Linked DNA regions of Homo sapiens: region 1 is linked to region 2. A link is an interaction called in ENCODE POLR2A ChIA-PET data of the cell type or tissue named here. Cell type or tissue: K562. All regions are shown on one strand. Each heading gives the region's core, and the rest is flanking DNA. Links, peaks and the distances in the headings are about the cores only. Region 1 overlaps LINC02191 (long intergenic non-protein coding RNA 2191). Region 2 has its middle 14 kb from the start of ZKSCAN2.

What was found. ChIA-PET counts read pairs that join two places held together with the same protein. Peaks named below come from ENCODE experiments on the same cell type or tissue, not always from the same donor. Only the 100,000 strongest peaks of a DNase experiment are listed, where the experiment ranks them.
Region 1: POLR2A ChIA-PET joins it to region 2 with 5 read pairs; 2 of 35 experiments call an interaction of 5 or more read pairs at or near these places.

The regions. Positions count from the first base shown.
Region 1 is chr16:25,422,332-25,427,711 of GRCh38, forward strand. LINC02191 (long intergenic non-protein coding RNA 2191) reads right to left here. Exons shown (of 4, transcript NR_184338.1): 3 at 1,668-1,933. Among named protein-coding and RNA genes, the nearest start is that of LINC02191, 8.7 kb to the right of the region's middle. In K562, for the core only: no CTCF peak of the experiment used is centred there; no DNase peak of the experiment used is centred there.
Region 2 is chr16:25,269,578-25,274,957 of GRCh38, forward strand. No RefSeq gene overlaps it. Among named protein-coding and RNA genes, the nearest start is that of ZKSCAN2, 14 kb to the left of the region's middle. In K562, for the core only: no CTCF peak of the experiment used is centred there; DNase peaks (open chromatin) are centred at 544 and 2,064.

The sequences.
Region 1 (5,380 bases), core at 169-5,168, 150 kb after region 2:
TCCCACATGTCTAATCTCAACAGAAGGACCAAACTAACACAGGAGGTGATCTCAGGAAGCACAAGTGAAGAAATGGAGAGGATAAGACAGATGGGAGAAAAACCAGTAAAAAGTGTACTGAGGAGCAGGTGGCCCCATGGGCAGGTCACACTGGGATCTTGTTAGAGACTACGTTGAGAATACTCAGGATTGTCTCAGCCAAGGGCAAGGATGCTAGGGAATTTATTTATGGTTTTCCATTTCCCACTGGCTGAAGATCACCTGAGGGCATCAGCTCTCCCCTACTTGTAGGTGGCAGAGAAGGGTCCTGGGTACTAGCAAAAGCCTTCAGGCAGAGAGGAAAGATGCAAATGCTTGAGGCTGGAAACTGTCTATCAAAGCTGTAGGTAAGCTCAGGTGAGCCAAGGGGATATGGCACAGGGCACCAACAGCATATGCTATACCTGTGAAAAAAGAAAGGTAGGGACCACTGGTAGCTTACAATATCCCTAGTGTAGCAATTCCAAATAATGTATCTTTCCCAGGAATTTTAGTCTGGGCATGGTGGCTCATGCCTGTAATCCCAGCACTTTGGGAAGCTAAGGCGGGAGGATTGCTTGAGGCCAGGAGCTGGAGACAAGCCTGGCCAACATGGCGAAACCCTGTTTCTACTTAAAATACAAAAAATAGCTGGGAATGGTGGTGTGTACCTGTTATCCCAGCTACTCAGGAGGCTGAGGCATGAGAATTGCTTGAACCCAAAAGGTGGAGGTTGCGGTGAGCCTAAATCATGCCTCTGCACTTCAGCCTGGGCAACAGAGCAACACTCTGTCGCAAAAAAAAAAAAAAAAAAGAAGAATGCTTCCTTCCCAAGAATTTCAGATCGAGCATGGTGGCTCATGCCTGTAATCCCAGAGCTTTGGGAGGTCAAGGCAGGAGGATCGCTTGAGGCTAGGAGTTCTAGACCAGCCTGGGCAACATAGTGACATCCTGTCTTTACAAAAAAGTAAGAAATTAGCCAGTGTGGTGGCATGCCTCTGTAGTCCTAGCTGCTTGGATCACTTGAGCCCAGGAGATCTGGGCTGCAATGAGCTATGATGGCGCCATCAGACTCCAGCCTGGAAAGAATTTTAACTTGTCTTGGGAGTGCCTCAGATTGGCCAAATTAGTGTCACCTGACCTTCCCTAAACCAATTACTGTGGCCATGGGAATGGAATATTCTGTTACATTGCAGTATATGATCGGGCCATCTCTCTGATTATGCCTGTTGGTATCTAAGTAAGTCTGCTTTTTTTTTGAGACGGAGTCTCACTCTCTTGCCCAGGCTGGAATGCAGTGGTGTGATCTTGGCTCACTGCAACCTCCACCTCCTGGGCTCAAGCAATTCTCCTGCCTCAGGATCCCGAGTAGCTGGGACTACAGGCACATACTACCACAGTCAACTCACATCTACTGGGAATGGGGTAGGGATATTTTCCTAAAAGAGATGCTGATTAGCTTAAAATCCTGTGACCATCACAAGACATGATCTTAAGGCTTGGAAGATGGAGGAAGATTCCACATTATAGTGCTTTTCAGTGTCCAGTCAGGAGCTGCATAGAAGCCTAGAGATCTCAGGATCACGTGGGTTCTGGGGAACTAAGTTGACCCTGGAGCACACTGGAAACAATTACCAGATATCACTTACTGGTGGGGCTGCAGCCCTTTGCCACCTCCATGCTGAGCTTTCATTAGCTGAGTCTTCATTGGCTGAGTCCTCCTGGGCTGAGGGCACAGCTATCTGGAGCCTGCCAAGAGCATCTTCTCACTGCTACACTCTGCTTGTTGCTAGCCCTGGAGAAGGGCTGACAGTCTTGGGGATGCAGGTCCCCAACTGCTTTCCATGCTTTTCTTCAGCCAAGAGCACAGCCCACATTTGAGTTGGGTTTAGGACGTGGTCTCTGCCCCAGCGCCCTGGGGTGGGAAATGGGAGAAGTGTACAATTAGCAATTAACAGCTTTATCTCTACTCACATGTAAGAGACATAATTAGCTGGTTCCATCTGTTCCTGATACCTGCTGGAGTCAGCCATTCACACCTCAGCCAGATATTACAGGGAGTGGGAGGGCCTGAAAAAGAAACATTGCAAAAATAACTCACGTTTTGTTGTTTTAGACATCTTGCCCCTTTGGAGTCGGTCTCCAACTCTGCTCCCTTCAGGTGCATACAATTTGCTGTCAGTTGGCAAGGAAAGGTGTGAGCTAACGAATATGGAAGCTGAAGATCTGTGTGATTTTTCCCAGGAGCTGAGAGCTTCAGTTTAAAGAGACAAGACTTGGTGTCTCAATTGGGGTCACATCACAAATAGGAGTTGAGCCTGGAAACTGGCATGGGAAATTTTTTTTTTTTTGAGATGGAGTCTCACTCTGTTGCCCAGTCTGGAGTGCAGTGGCATGATCTCCGCTCACTGCAACCTCCGCCTGTAGGGTTCAAGGAATTCTCCTGCCTCAGTCCCCCAAATAGCTGGGACTACAGGTGCCCGCCACCACGCCTGGCTAATTTTTTGTATTTTTAATAGAGACGGGGTTTCACTGTGTTGGCGAGGATGGTCTTGATCTCCTGACCTCGTGATCTGTCTGCCTCGGCCTCCCAAAGTGCTGGGATTACAGATGTGAGCCACCGTGCCCGGCCTGGCATGGGAAATATTTTCAGAAGGAAAGTCCAATTTTAGAAGGACCAAAAAAAAAAAAAAAAAAAAAAAAAGTCAACAGCTGCAGTCTCTACACCCACTGGAGCAAGCAACTTGTCCAAAGTCACACAGCAAGGAAGAAGATGAGCTGGGATTTGCATCTAAGTATATCTAATTCTAAGCCTGTTTTCTAAATCATTATCCATCACTGCTGCTTTGTCGACATCATGGTCTCAATGGGCATTAGGAAAGGCCAGGACAACTTTTAATTTTTTTGAGGCCAAAACAGCCATGCCCCAAAAATGTGGTATTTAAAAAGAAATGTGCCCATATACATAATTAATGCATTTAATGTAAAAATGTGTGATGCAATATAGTTGGGTTATTCACAAGATAATTACAGGGCTCATAAAATATTAATTCATAGTACTCTACAAATGGCAGAGCCTGGATGAGGGACATATATTTATCAGGGTCTCTATGGAAAGAAGATGGCATACTCAGAAGAAGATTATTCAAAGAAAGTTTATTTACAAAGGGCTTATTTACAGATGTTTGGGTGTAGAAGAACCACAGAAGACAGTGTAATTATCTAGGTTAGTAGCAGACAACAGTTACCACCTCCAGGCTCTAAGGGACAAGTTAAAGTAAGAGCTTTGTATGGCAAGGGCATTGGGTGCAGCACTGATGTGTCAGGAGCTGCAGCCAACCAGGGAAACAAATAACCTTAAGGTAGGAGGCAGAACTCAACCCTGGACCAGAACTAAGACTGGCTGAAACAGGGAAGAGGCACCACCACCACCTCTCCATAAGATACGCCCACCAGTGCCATGACAGTTTATCATTGCCGTGGCAACACCTGAAAGTTATTGCCCCTTTCCATGGCACCCTGTTTCTAGAAATTTTGAAATAACCCATCTCTTAATTTGCATGTAATTAAAAATGGGTATTAATATGGCTGGAGACCTGCCCCTGAGCTGCTGCTCTCCACACACTGTCTAGGATGGGGGAGCCCTGCTCTGCAGGAGCAGTCAACGGAGCTGTAACACTGCTGCCTTCATACAACTGTCTTCTTCTACCACTGGCTGGCTCTTGAATTCTTTCCTGAGTAAAGCCAAGAATCTTCCCAGGCTAAGCTCCAGTTTTGGGGCTTGCCTGCCCTACATCAACCTGACTTCATAGTTGACCCTGTCTCTGACTTCCTACCAGAAGGAAGTCCCCACTGATAGAACCAATAAGGATACGGTGAGTGACACATCTGGGGATCAACAATTAAGGAGGCCTTCACTGTCAGGACTGGGCATGGAGCACTTGCACAGCCCTGAGAATGACAGCCTTCTTAAATGTTCCACCCTCAATGCCTCACTCTCCCTACCCTAGCCCCAGCCTTGGTCTCGGGGTCTGGTATGACATCTACACAGCTTAGCCTTTAGCAGTCCTGACTGGGTGGAGAAGGGGAGAGAGAATTTACAGGAGAATGGGAAGATATCCAGCACAAAGAAACAAGTTTAAAATTTAACATAAACATTTTCCTTTCCACCATATGCTTCTTTCCAAGACTGTTTATTAACCTTATTTGAAGAGAAAGCCCAAAGTTGAAATATGATCCCTCCTTTTCACCCTGTGATAAGCCGTGGTGGATCTCAGTTTATTGTAGTGATTGGAAATGAAGCTGTTTCCCTTTAGGGACATAGACAACCAGAGACAAAAGAAAGCTTCCCCATAGAAGGCTCCTCTTTGGCTTGTATTGCATTCCAGGCAAGCATATTCCCGTTTTCCCACTCTTTTGTGGATCTCAGAATATTCATCTTCCCTTTCAACCCAGCCCACTCACTGGATCCCACTGGCTTTAGCTCCTGCTGCTTCAGCCATTCCTGTGACCAAGACATTTCAGACAAAATGAGCTTTTCATTCAGTATCATCAGAGGCAAGGAGCTGAATTCTCCTGCCTACCTTTTTCTGCCCACTGTCTTTGGCCTTACCATAATTTGGTTCCCCTGCCAGGCCATCTGCATAATGAGTTCCTCCTATGGGTTTTGCTCTGTCAATCTGGATGCCCCACCACCCCCCATGGTGCAGTTTGGCCACCACCACCCTGACTGTCAGCTAGATCTTGGCAATCATTGGGCCTCTCTTCCATTCATGCTCTACTACTATGCTACTTTTTTTTTTTGAGGTGGAGTCTCACTCTGTTGCCAGGCTGGAGTGCAGTGGCAAGATCTCGGCTCACTGCAACCTCTGCCTCCTGGGTTCAAGCGATTCTCCTCCCTCAGCCTCCTGAGTAGCTGGGACTACACGTGTGCACCGCCATGCCCGGCTAATTTTTGTATTTTTAGTAGAGACAGAGTTTCACCATGTTGGCCAGGATGATATTGATCTCTTGACCTCGTGATCCACCTGCCTTGGTCTCCCAAAGTGCTGGGATTACAGGCGTGAGCCACCGTGCCTGGCTAGTACTCTGCTATTTTAATTATTGAGGGCCTCTAATAGATTTCAGTCATCTGGTGGAAGTAGTTGTTGATCTCCCATTACATTTCTTTTTTTTTATATTGTCCAAGATTAAAAGTTTTTATGAAATTCTGTACCAAGAAAGACATTTCATGGGGATGTGACATGGATTTGGAAGGCAATATGGCAGAGTTCTTAAATATACATGCTCTGGTGTCTGACTTAATCCAACCTTTACTACTAACTGTTCTAGGCAACTTACTTAATATCTCTTAGCATCAGTT
Region 2 (5,380 bases), core at 78-5,077:
ACCCAAATCAGGAGGTCTGAGAATGGGCTAGTGGACAGAGCAGGAGCATTGCTATCTTGGACAAACCCCACCATTTTAAATTCCCCTTGATTAAAAAAAACCTGCCTAAATCCAGCCCCCAAACATCAGCCTAATGGCTAATGTTAGCATAACCAGAAACATTCCAACCCTAAGATAAACGCCACTCCAACCAGAAACATGCCGACCCCAAGATAGCTTCACCTCCAACCAGAGACTTTCCAACCCCATGATAAACTTTCCCTCACATCGAAACATTGCGAACCTACGATAAGCTCCCCACTTCCTATATCCTTAAACATCTTTAGTCTGTAAGAGAGAGTGCCCCCGATCAAAACTGGTCAGAAACCCCTCAGGTTTATTCTCCAAAAGAAACTGACTTTGAATGTTAAGCTGCTTTTCATGTTTCTTTGCTCTTTAACTCTTACACTAGTGGGTCATTTCCCAAGTGTGATGCTATCTACACTAGTTTACCATGGTTGCTGAGAAGATAAAATATATGCCTGGACCTGTTGTTAGTCTACTAGGTTGCTGTAAGGAGAGTCTTCCAAGAATGAGGCAAGATAAAAAAGCAGAGGGTGCCACAGAGTTTGAAGTCATTATTTGAGCTCCTAGATGCAACTGCACCTGAAACTAGACCCCTGTCTCTAGGTTTTTGAGCCAATATATTCCTTTGCTTTGCTTAAGCCACTTTGAATTCAATTTCTGTCACTTGCAACCCACACAGTTCTGACTGATATACAAAATAAACATATTACATGTTATCTTCTGTGACTCAGAAATTATTATCCATTTTTACAGATGAGGAGTTGGAGTTTTAAAGGTGCAGGTAACTTGCAGTGAAAAGCTAAGGTCTGGCACAAGGTTGATCTTGAATCTGAAGAAGAAATGGTTCAAAGTCTCCTTTAGAGATGCTACCTTCCTGCTGCTCACTTCCAGAATTTAGTCAGGGAATTATTGGGCTGACTTGAGTTGTTGTGTATACAGTCTGTGAACTTGCAGTTTATGGTATTTTATAATTTTGTTTTCCCTGCCGTTCTGCTAATGCAGCTTTGTGAGCAAACATTGCCTGTGATTTAAATCCACCACCGTAATGAAACGCACACACACACATGCACACACACTTCCTTGGAACAGTCCACAGCTCTCTGATTAATCACATGTGTACAGTACAGTGTTTACAGGAAATCAGCAGGTGGCAATTAGCATCTTGGAAATTATCTGGGAAACACAACTGGAGCTGCCACTTCAGGATGGAAATGTGGCAACAACCGGCAAAGTGACAAACCCCTTGGAGTTGGAAATGAATGGGGCTGAAAGCGCTGCCAGGCACACAACAGCTGGTGGGGGCAGCCCGGTGTGGACTGCAGACTGCCTGCTAGCTTCTTCCTTTTCTTCCCAACGCGTAAGAAGCAATCCTTGAGTAGAGACATGTAATAGATGCTCAGACCTGGCTGGACATGGTGGTTTATGTCTGTAATCCCAGAACTTTGGGAGGCTGAGGCAAAGCCATGAGTTCAAGACCAGCCTGGGCAACATAGTGAGACCCTGTCAGTGCCCCCCCACCCCCCAAAAAAAAAAATTACCCAGGTGTGGTGGGGCATGTCTGTAGTCCTAGCTACACAAGAGGCTGAGATGGGAAGATTGCTTGAGACCAGGAGTTTGAGGCTACAGTGAGCTGATTGCACCACTGCACTCCAGCCTAGGTGGCAGAGTGAGACCCTGTCTAAAAAAAAAAGGAAATGTTTTCAACAATGACCAAATGGAATGAAATAATGTTTATTCAGTATGTATCACAGTATCTGCCACATAATTCTCAATAAATAGTAGGTATTTTCAATTATTATTTAGATCAAGGCACAGGCAGACACTGGCATTACTGTAACACTTGTTAAAATATTAAGCTATTTCCATATCAGTTGGAAAACAGCTGCTTTCTTGAACCCTCTGAGTGGCTCCCCACTGCTGCCCTCCCTTGGGAGCCACACTCTTCCGGATCCAGTGATCAAAACGTTAACGTCTCAATCCTGCTCCAGCGATAAGTCCAGTGTCCATTCTGATTGGTCAGTTTCTGTGCTGTCAGGACTCTTACTGCTCAGGAGTTTCAGTGACCACAAGAGAAAGCAGCAACACGAGGATGGATGTACTGAAAGGAGTGAGGAGAGGAAACAGTGCCAGTCTGTTTTATACATGAGATGTTCTTCATCAATAATTGAAAACAAATTCAATGCTAGTTGGTATGGTTTGGCTCTGTGTCCCCACCCAAATCTCATCTCAAACTGCAATCCCCACATGTTGAGGGAGGGACTTGGGAGGTAATTGGATCGTGGGGGCAGTTTTCCCAAAGCTGTTTTTGTTTTTTGAGACAGTTTTACTCTTGTTGCCCAGGCTGGAGTGCAGTGGCACGAGCTCAGCTCATTGCAACCTCCACCTCCTGGGTTCAAGCAATTATTCTGCCTCAGCCTCCCAAGTAGCTGGGATTACAGGTGTCCACGACCACACCTGCCTAATTTTTTTTGTATTTTTAGTAGAGACGGGGTTTCACCATGTTGGCCAGGCTGGTCTCGAACGCCTGACCTTAGGTGATCCACCTGCCTTAGCCTCCCAAAGTGATGGGATTACAGGTGTGAGCCACCACGCCCAGCCCCAAAGCTGTTCTTGTGATAGTGAGTGAGTTCTCATGAGATCTGATGGTTTAAAAGTGTAGGCCGGGTTCGGTGGCTCATGCTTGTAATCCCAGCACTTTGCGAGGCTGAGGCAGGCAGATCACTTGAGATCAGGAGTTCGAGTCCAGCCTGGCCAACATGGCAAAACCCTGTGTCTACTAAAAATACAAAAATTAATTGGGTGTGGTGGTGCACACCTATAATCCCAGCTACTTGGGAGGCTGAGGCACAAGAATCACTTGAACCTGGGAGGCGGAGATTACAGTGAGCCAAGATCACACCACTGCATGCCAACCTGGGTGACACAGCAAGACCCTGTCTCAAAAAAAAAAAAAAAGAAAAAGAAAAAGTGTGGCACTTCCCTCCTAGCTCTCTCTCTCTCCTGCCACCACGTATGATGTGCCTTGCTTCCCCTTCTCCTTCCACCATTATTGTAAGTTTCCTGAGGCTTCTCCAGCCATGTGGAACCATGAATCAGTTAAACCTCTTTTCTTTATAAATGATGTAGTCTCAGTTAGTTCCTTATAGCAGTGTGAAATGGACTAATACACTAGGTATATGTATATCTGTACTTATGTCTACATATATTGATATCACTATCAACATCTATATCTATATCGTCTTCTGTAAATGAAGTGGCAGTAAAGCCCTGAATTCCAGTCTCTCTAACATTCACATTGGTTCTCAGCCCTGGTTGCACATCAGTGTCACCTCTGAGAGCACTTACAAAATACAGATGCTTGGACACCATCCACAGAGATTCTAATCCAGTAGACTTGGGATGAAGCCCAATCATCAGAATTTTTAAAAAAATAAAATCTCCCAAGATGATATTAGCATGCCATTGAGAGCCACTAACTTAAATTTACTAAGCTTCATGTTCCCATGTAATCAGTACAAACACCCATCTCCCAGGATTACATAACACAATGTACATGAGGCTTTTTATCACAATGTGGGACCTAACCCTGTAAATGTTAGTTCCATTAATAATTAATATTCATTACTTTTTTCTTTTGAGATGGAGTCTCGCTCTGTCGCCCAGACTGGAGTGCAGTGGCACGATCTCGGCTCACTACAACCTCCACCTCCTGGGTTCAAGTGATTCTTCTGCCTCAGCCTCCTGAGTAGCTGGGATTACAGGCACCTGCCAACACGCCCGACTAATTTTTGTATTTTTAGTAGAGACGGGGTTTCACCATGTTGGCCAGGCTAGTCTCCAACTCCTGACCTCAGGTGATCCACCTGCCTCAGCTTCCCAAAGTGTTGGGATTACAGGTGTGAGCCACCGTGCCCGGCCTTTAAATTTTTTTATTGGAAAAAATTTTTTGCCCATGACACAGCCCTCAGGAAACCCTGAGAACATGTGCCCTAATTCATTTTTTTATATGAAGTAGAGGTGAAAATTCTTTTATATTTTTTCTATATGGATATCGAATGGTTCCAGCATCATTTTGTTAAAAAATTCTCTTTCTCCATTGCATTGACCTGGTACCTTTGTGAAAAATAAGTGGATTCAATATGTATGGGTCTATTCCTGTATTCTATTCTGTTCCATTGATCGGTTTGTCTATCCTTACGTTGAGTCCTTGTCTTTTAATTGGAGATTATTGATGCAGTTTGTTGACTCCTTCTGTATATCCTAATTTCTCTAATCAGGCCAAATCTTTCTCAGTAACAGCAAGGGATAAAGAAAGCAAAGAAGGCAGTGAGCTGAGTGCTGCTAAGCCAATTCAAAAAGCCGTCAGAGGAATGAGCCCTGCTTTGACTTGTGCAGGTGTTTCTTTCCACTGATCAATGGTTATCAGGTCAAAAAGCAAGGCAACACGATTAAATAATCAACATTTTCTACCTAAGTTATGACCATGCCAGTGAAAGGCAAAGTAGGGCTGCAGTAGCCAAGAATGTCCCGAGCTCCCAGCTGCAGCCCAATCCCTTGAATTTACACCCTAAGCCCATCACTCACTCTTAAACTCAGTCCACTGTTCAAAAGCCTCCAGAACAACCTCCCAGAACTTCCGCCGAGGTAGAACTGGTTGGCGCATATGCTGTTCTGACTGTAATTACTGTTTGCTCTGTTCACTTCATTTGTATGACTTTTCTAATATCATAATGATCATATCATTATCAAGAAGAGGAGACCCTTTGTAGTAATTTGCTATAACAAAGTCCTACAAACTGGGTGGCTTAAACAATATAAATGTATTTTTTCACAATTCGGGAGGCTAGAAGCCTGAGATCGAGGTATTGGCAGGGCTGATTCTGAGGTCTCCTTGACTTGTAGATGGCCGTCTCCTCCCTGGGTCTTTATCTGGGCTTTTCCTTGGACATGTCTGTGGTTAAAGTGATGAAAACTCATGGCTTGTTATCTTGGATTTGTTGCTTAAAATTTGTGTGATGTTGAGCAAGTCGTCTACACTCTTTGCACTTCAGTTGTACCAAAGTGGGTTGGAAGGTTCTTATTTATTTATTTATTTTTTAGATGGAGTCTCACTCTGTTGTCCAGGCGGGAGTGCAGTGGTGTGATCTTGGCTCACTGCAACTTCCGCCTTCCGGATTCAAGCCATTCTCCTGCCTCAGCCTCCTGAGTAGCTGGGACTACAGGTGTCTGCCACCATGCCTGGCTAATTTTTGTATTTTTAGTATCCACCTGCCTTGGCCTCCAAATGTATTGGGATTACAGGCATGAGCCATCA